Linked DNA regions of Mus musculus: region 1 is linked to region 2. A link is a contact called in ENCODE Hi-C or POLR2A ChIA-PET data. All regions are on one chromosome and are shown on one strand. The core of a region is the stretch at or near the end of the contact, and the rest is flanking DNA. Distances in the headings are between cores, read along the strand shown. Region 1 overlaps Gm32561 (predicted gene, 32561). Region 2 holds the start of Mrps28 (mitochondrial ribosomal protein S28).

Region 1 (4,044 bases), core at 1,279-3,778, 240 kb after region 2:
TGCACCATGTGGCGGCCTTTTGGGATATGAAGAGAACATGGGATAGTTTGGAACTGGTGTTACAGGCTGTAGCTACTGTATGAGTGCTGAGAACTGAACCTGGGACCTTTGTAAGAGCAACAGGTGCTCTTGACCCCTGAGCCATCGCTCCAGCCCTCCAACCTATTAAAGATTTCCCTAGGTCCCCACTTGCAAGCATTTTTCATGGTGTAATAAAGTCTTTGCAAAAAATTTCCAAGAGTGGTGGTGCCATCCTTTCAATGCCGGCACTGGGAAGGCAGAGGCAGGCAGATCTATGAGTTTGAGACCAGCCTGGTTAATATAGTGAGTTCCAGGACAGCCAGGGCTGTATAGCAAGACCTTGTCTCAAACTTTAAAAGAGAAAGCTTATTTGTAACAATGTACATGTAGTTTGCCATATTTAATTACGTAGTTTTCCATTCTCAAACACTTAATTTACAAATTACGACTGACATTATCAGCTGATACCATCAGTAATTGTTTTCCTATCTTGAGCCCTAATCATTTGGTTCTCTTGCTGTTCAAATATTGCTTCCCATCTCCTGAGGCATCCATCCCAACCGAGGCTACTGCTGACCCTTTGAAAACCTGAAGCAGCCTGATGCTTCCTAGCCTCTGTCAACTCTGTCTTCTAACAGACGCTGCCGAGCATTTCTAGCCCCAAATCCTGAAGCCTGACCACTGAGTCAGTGCCCAGTCTGCTTTCTTGAGTCCCTCCAGATCACCACACAAACTCCTGTTCAAGTGGTCATAGTTAGAGATGATCCTAATTATTCTGCCGGGTTATTTAATATTGCCCTTGATCTTTAGGACAGATTCTCTTCAAGATTCTCATGTGTTCAGTCTGCCCACACCTGTGTCTATGTCCCATGCTACAGTTGTGCATACGCTATCCCATTCTGTATTATAGACCTGTGGGTCTCTTGAATACCTTGTGATCTGTTTTGATAATGCCTTTTCTCTCCTCCTGGCCAATGGTTATCTACCATTTAAAAAGTGTTAGGAGAACCATCCTTTCTCTAGGAAGCCTTTTCAAGTTTCCTGCCTGGATCTTGGGTTGTAGTTCAGTTGGAGTAGCCATTGCTTGATATCCAGGAACCCTGAGATGAATCACCAGATGTAGCATAAACAGATGTGGGAGCTTCTGCCTGTAACCCCAGTAATCAGATATTGAAGCAATGGACGCAGAAGTTGCTGATCATCCTCAGACTTGGCTACACAAAAAGGTAAAGGCCAGCCTGAACTACAGGAGATCCTATAAAAATCCCCCCTAGATCCAGTTTTCCTTCTGGGGTCTTCTCACCACCCTAAGATGTCCAAGTCTCAGACAATTGTTTTGTTTGTTTGTGACGGTCTCATGTAGTCCAAGCTGCCCTCAAACTCTGTGTAGCAAGGATGACCTTTGATTTATGATCCTCCTGCCTCCATTTCTCCAGTACCGACACTGCCAGCAGACAGCAAGTACCCCCATGCTGGGAATCCAACCCAGGGCTACACCTGCTAGGCAAGGACTCTACCAACTGAGCTACATTCCTGTCCCTGGAAGTCATTCTTGAGGGCTGGGGAACTTTCTCTTTTCTTAGATCTGTAAGCTATTTAGAGCTAGGTTCTAGATGGTCTACCTTTGCACACCCAATTCAGTGCCGGGCTCACTCGGCACCTTTGTGGATCTCACTTGGCTGAAACTACTCTCTATTGCTCTACAAGCCAGCCTCTTTTGATGCAAACACCTCTAATGCCACCACATACAAGCTTGTAGGATGAATCCTCATATATGTGACTTTTCTCTTATTTTTAAGGGTGCTAGATACTATATAGTATCTTCAAAGCAGAGACTTTCACTGTGGAATCAGAGCATATCCAGATCTTGAAATGCAATAATAAGACGGGACACACAGAAAGCCCTACAATGGCAAGTTCAATGCTATCCTCTCTGTCTTCTCTATCCTTTCTGGGGGCTCAGCGCCAAGGTTCAAAGTCAGTAACTGTGGTCCGAGGACTAGAGAGCCCTGAACAAACATGACTCCTACATTTCACATTTCTTCTCCTTTCCTGTTGAATAATACATGCTTGTTTTATTCAGATTGTGAAAAACAATTTTAATGAACAGACTAAATACCTGTCTTTCTATTCCCCTAATCTTTAAAAGATTCACACGGAACACAGTTATGAGTCAGGTTAGAGGAAGATTAAGATAACTTCTCTTGACCAGTCTCCCCCACTCCCCCCCCCGCCTCCTCCCCCCTTCCCTCTTCCACTGGTCGGGTCACCTCAGCTTTTAGCGGCTGCTTGCAGGGACCTTTGTCATCATTCTTGTCTAACCCCTTCTGAGCTAGAGTCCTGCCTGCCCGACTCCCAACAGGAAGCGATCTTTCTGCTTTCAGGCAAGCCACACGCCTTCCAGCCAGCCAGCAGCTCCAACTAATTAGCACACGTGATGGGAATTGGAAACAAAGTCGCCAACAATAGGAGCGTGGGAACCCCGGCCGCGCCACAGTTCCACCTCCCCTCCCCCATCCTCTCTGCGCAGAACCAGGGGCCTCCAGGGCGGTGTCCCTGCAGAGGGTCTTCCCTCAGTCTAGGCTTGTGACGGCCAGAGCTCTTGCACGATCCAGCAGCAGGAGGTCAGTGTTGATCAGAGCCAGAGAAGAACAACTGTTACCAAATATCCTTGAGGCAGGTCAGTGTCCTGAAGGTTTAGTGACTCTGCTTTGGTGATGACAAAGAGACCAGCTCATTGTGCTAAGCAGAGGAGGGGTACTGCCCTGTCCCTATCCTGTGGAACTAGACTCAACCCAGTAGCCCCTAACCTGGGCACTGCTCACCAGGGCCTCTGTCCTGGGAGCCCATCAGCTGTCTGAAAGCAACTCTAGGCACTTGACACTCAGTGTTCTCCTATGTCAAGGTCACCCTGGATGGAGGCTAATGGAAACTCAGCTTTACTTTCCAGTACAGGACACCGATGACTTTAAAACCTCCAGCTTTATTGAGATACAATTCATATTCAATTCACTCACTTAAAATATGTGATTGGATCAATTTTAGTGGTTTCCTACGTATGCACAACTACCTACTAGTGTTAGGTAATGGTAGAATATTTTCATTTTCTTTTCTTTTTTTTATTGAAACTTTTTTTAATTAGGTATTTTCTTCATTTACATTTCCAATGCTATCCCCCCACTCCCCTACCCACCCACTCCCACTTCTTGGCCCTGGTGTTCGCCTGTACTGAGGCATATAAAGTTTGCAAGACCAATGGGCCTCTCTTTCCACTGATGGCAAAATCTTGGTTGGTGGCATAGCTCAGTAACACAAGTGTGGGAGACCCTAGGTTCAATCTCCAATAGTGTGGCATGCATGCACACACCCACATACGCACAAATCTCCAATACTGTAACACACACACACACACACAGGTACACACACACACACACACACACACACACACACACACCTGGTACCTCCAGCTAGCTCTTCCTATTTCTAGTTGTCTTGCAGACTGACCACAGAACTTTATGTCATCTTTGTGTTGGTTTCATTCACTTACCGGGTTCTTCAGGGTACCTCTGGGTTCTGATGCAAATCAGCACTTTTTTTTCCCCATTCCAAAAACATTTTCCTACATTTTCTACTACAATACTATTATACTGCAGGGATTTAAATCACATTTGGTTGATGGGTACTGGAATTGTTCCCACAATGTGGCCATGTTAAGAAGTTCACTTGGACTTCCTGACATGCCTTCTCATGGGTAGATAACCAGAAGTGAAGTTGCTGGTTTGGAGGTAAATTTGTGTCTGGCTTTCTTTGTTTTGTTTTGTTTTGTTTTGTTTGTTTGTTTTGTTTTTTCAGGACAGGGCTTCTCTGTGTAGCCCTGGCTATCCTGGAACTCACTCTGTAGACCAGGCTGGCCTCGAACTCATAAATTTGCCTGCCTCTGCCTCCCAAGTGCTGGGATTAAAGGCGTGGGCCACCATGCCTGGCTATGTGTAGCTTCCAATGGCTCAGGGTTCTGAACCACAG
Region 2 (3,860 bases), core at 932-3,431:
CTCCTGTGGAGTAGGCCTTAAAAGTCCAAGAAGTGTTTGCTTACTCTCATAGCATTCATGCCAACACTGTACCCCTGGTCATCTTCTGCCATGCTGGTTGTTATTCGAGTTCACAGGGTTCACAGCTGATGATTTCAGCCCACACAGCATGTCCTAGTACACTGAGAGTACCAACCAAGTTTTGTGGGCCAACTTGGTTTCTTCATAGTCTGTGACCAGAATGTATAGTGTCTTCAGCAGAGTTTTACTGCCCTGTCCTGATATGCAAACAAGTGCAGGGACAGTTGTCTGTATTGTGCCAGGTGTCTCCAGGAAAACCCTGACCATCAGCTTGAGGGGAGGTGTCCCAAACCTGGTGTTAGGCTTTTTATTGACAACCTATGGCTTCTCAGATGAGCACAATCCACTGTATAAAGAAATTCCAATTAAAATGGTTTGCTATGAATCTCCACTCTCTCCTTCCTCCCTCCTCCTTCCTCTCTCCTCTTCTTCTCTTAAGTAATTTTGAGACAGGATTTTGCTGTATAGCCCTGGCTGGCCTTGAAGATGCTCTGTAGACCAGGCTGGCTTCAAACTCCGAGACATTCCTCTGCCTCTTCCTCTTGAGGGATAGAATTCAAGTTGTATATCACCACTGCCCTGTGAATCCTCACTTTTCTAATTTCATTTGATACTTCTTAAGTTGGGAGCTTCAAGACGAGTCCACTGAGCGTACATATATCACTAGGAAGACTAAGAGCCCCTCCCCATGGCGCTGCCTGGCTTTCAGGGTTATTCACTAGCTTAGGCAACACGAATATAACATGTCTGTTGGATTTAAAGATGGGACTTCATTTGTTCTGTTCATCCAGATGGAGGGTTTATCCTGAAGATTGAACCTAGGGCCTTGCCATGCCAGACAAGCACTGGAAGTGATACAGTTTAAGTTTGCAAAGCAGTTCTTTAAACTTGGCACTGCTGAGCAGCTTGCTTTCCCAAGCAGAAAAACCAAATCTGCACGGGGATACTGGATTGCCCAGGATGAAAGTTCCTTACTTGAGACTGCTGAGGGCTCTTAAAGGGAGCTCTACAATTTGCTACACTGTTTCCGAAAGGAACTGAAAGTGGTAGTAGCCATAGAGATTGACATTTTCGACAAGAATCCACTTAAGTGTCAGCAGAAATGAGCGTATGCAGAATGAGATCTCACTTGAAGCGGAATCTACTTTTCAGGCTCCTACTGAATTTGTGAGATACTCCCTACAGTGACTAGTAATGCGGAGTGGTAAGTTATCCACAAAACTATGCATCATTCTAAGGTCAAAATAGACCTGCAGCATTGAGGAAGACTTACACTAAGAGTCAAAGACATAAAAGAGGTTCTGTCCTGGCCCTGGTAGTGACAGTACTTGTAAAGTCCCATCATTCAGGGAGAAGCAGGAGGGTCAGATGATGAGGGTCACCCTCAACTACGCAGTGAGCTCAAGGCCAGTATGGGTTACATGAGACCTCGATAAGGGGAAAAAAGATATTTATGTACAAATGACATAGAAAACTGACACCCGCCCTTGGATTTAGTAATCTGTAGGTTAACATTACATTGATTAGACTAGTGGTCCACTTAAAAGGCAAACACTTTTGCAACTAGGTTCGATTCTTAAGTGGATGGACAAATTCTGGGGATTTACACTGGGGAGAAACAAACAATATCAAGTGTTTGGGTATGGGAGCGTGGAAGTGCTACGCCTGAGCATATTTCTGAAGCTTAATTCACAGGAAATGATGGTAGCTAGCTAGGATAAAACTTCTGTTGGGTTTTGTAATGCATGTGACTGGCAACAGAAGTGGCCAAGGACAGACCTACCATCAGTTTTAGGAACAACTTTGTGCCCATTTGCAAAGGCAATCTCTCCTTCCTTCCTGGAGTTTACAAAACTGGAGGGTGAACACTAAGAATTATTTCAAATCTAAAGCATGACGCATTCGAAAGTGCTGAGTAACGAAGGCACAGGAGGTGCTGGTGAGCATAGGGCTTCCAACTCTAACAGGATAACGAAGGAGACCTCTGAAGACCGTGTAGTACAGCAGCTGTAGCGTCACCCCGTCCCTCAGGAGGCATGCGCTCTCTGGCGTCCGCGGGAGGCAAGCTTTAAACTACCGGACTAGTAGGCTCGCCTGGGATTAAGGCGGTAGGCGGGGCTCTCCTCGGCCCGCCCCCTGACCTGCAAGCGTGCAGAAGAGGTCAGAGGTCGCGCAGGCGTCATGGCGGCGCTGTGTAGGTCCCACGCCGGGACTGCTGGGAGCCGTTTCTTGAGAGCGCTTGTCTTCTCCAAGCCTTTGCGAAATGCAAGCACGGAGAGTGGTTCCGAGAGCGCAACCCACGACTCCTCCGCTCCTCGGGCGCGTTCAGGCGGCTTCGCGAGCGCTCTGGAGCGACACTCGGACTTGCAGCGGAAGGCGGAGCTCCGACTGGTAAGCAGGCCTCGCGGCGCCACGTCCGCACGCCGGGCCGAGCGTGGGGAGGGGCTAAGCCCGGGACGCTGGGAGGAGCCGGCGTGGTGGGGCGGGAGCCCGTCGGTGTTGGGGTGGGGCTCAGGCGGCGACTCCAGGGAGGGGCCAGCGTGGGTTGGGGGTGAATTCTGTCCTTCTTGTCATGGGCTATGCCGGTGACTTAGGGATGAGGAGAGGAGCGACTGGAGCGGCGGGGGTAGCTTTCTACCCTTGACCTGCAGCAGAGCGTGTGATTAATATTTTCTTCCTTTTCCATGGCTTTTACGCTCCTGTGGGTTCTCTCTGCATACCTTTGTGACACATTCTGGGCCAGGTATCCATCGGGTTTGTGGGGCGACCCGTCAGACTTGGAGGAAAACGACTCCAGGTCTTAGCCTTGCCACAAGGCGGCTCGAGGCCTGTCACAAGCATCTTAATTGAATTGACACTTAAAGCTATTGTGAACTGGGCGTATGATTTAAACTGTCAGTGTTTCACTTTCCTTTATTGCAAGTGACCTTTTATTTTAAAAATATAGTTTTTTCCCCCTTTGTGTAAAACATTGTAAAATAATTTAGATACATGAAGTAGTGCAAATACAAAAGGCTGGGATTTTTAAAAATTCTGAGACTCGGGTATACATGAGGTTGGGTTATATAAGAAAAATCTGAATTTCCAGTTTTTGTTCTCTAGTGGGTATTGCTGAACAGTACACATGTAGCTATTTCTCAGGATTGTAGGGTCATCTTAGTTTTGAGTGCCAAAACTTTTCTTTGATCTAGTGATGGGAAGGACCCCAGGACATAGTTTTGAGATTTTTGCCACATGTAGTGGCTTAAAACACAAATTTTTACTTATAGGGCACTAGGAGTTCTTTTAAAATAAGAAAATGAAAATATAAAAAGATAACAAAAACTTAACATATTAGAATTGGACAAAACAAATAGAATTTAAAGAGCTCAAGAGAGGTGGAGGAAATACAGGCACTTGTGCACACACTCAGGAGTCCCATAGAAGCTGGAAGCCGCGACACACTTTAGAGGACCTGGGGTAGGCCTGGTGCAAGCCCTGTGAGTGCTTTCCAGTCTCTGCCAGCTTTGTTCATGTTGATTTAGAGAGCCTTGTTCTCTTGGTGTCTTCCACAACCTTTTGGCTCTTATACCATTCCCATCTCCTCTTCTTTAGGGCTCACACTGAGTGGAGGGATATGATGGAGACATCCCTGTTAGGACAGGATGTTCCACCTCTGAATACTGTCTGGCTGAGGGCGTCTGTATGAGTTCCCAACTGCTGCAGGAGGAAGCTTCTCTGATGATGACTGAGCAAGACACTGATCTATGAGCATACAGAATCGTATTAAGAATAATTTTATTGGTACATTGTTTTTCTTT

Evidence for each region. A loop is a pair of places that touch in the nucleus more often than their neighbours do. ChIA-PET counts read pairs that join two places held with the same protein, here RNA polymerase II (POLR2A).
Region 1: POLR2A ChIA-PET joins it to region 2 with 10 read pairs in embryonic stem cell. The contact joins the enhancer-like site here to the promoter of Mrps28 in region 2. A Hi-C loop is called at or near these places in 3 of 37 maps with a recorded cell type or tissue (T-helper 17 cell, T-helper 2 cell and gastrocnemius). POLR2A ChIA-PET finds 5 or more read pairs at or near these places in 2 of 5 experiments (both embryonic stem cell).

The regions. Positions count from the first base shown.
Region 1 is chr3:8,683,800-8,687,843 of GRCm38, reverse strand. The region is part of intron 3 of Gm32561 (predicted gene, 32561); the gene reads left to right. Among named protein-coding and RNA genes, the nearest start is that of Gm32561, 7.1 kb to the left of the region's middle. Within about 2 kb of position 2,528, at least 1 of the 3 ENCODE cell types and tissues checked has a DNase peak (open chromatin) inside an H3K27ac peak, as active enhancers do.
Region 2 is chr3:8,922,178-8,926,037 of GRCm38, reverse strand. Mrps28 (mitochondrial ribosomal protein S28) reads left to right here and starts at 2,181. Exons shown (of 3, transcript NM_025434.3): 1 at 2,181-2,451. The coding sequence starts at 2,242. Gm52601 (a long non-coding RNA gene) reads left to right here and starts at 2,466. Exons shown (of 2, transcript XR_003954436.1): 1 at 2,466-2,564; 2 at 3,655-3,860.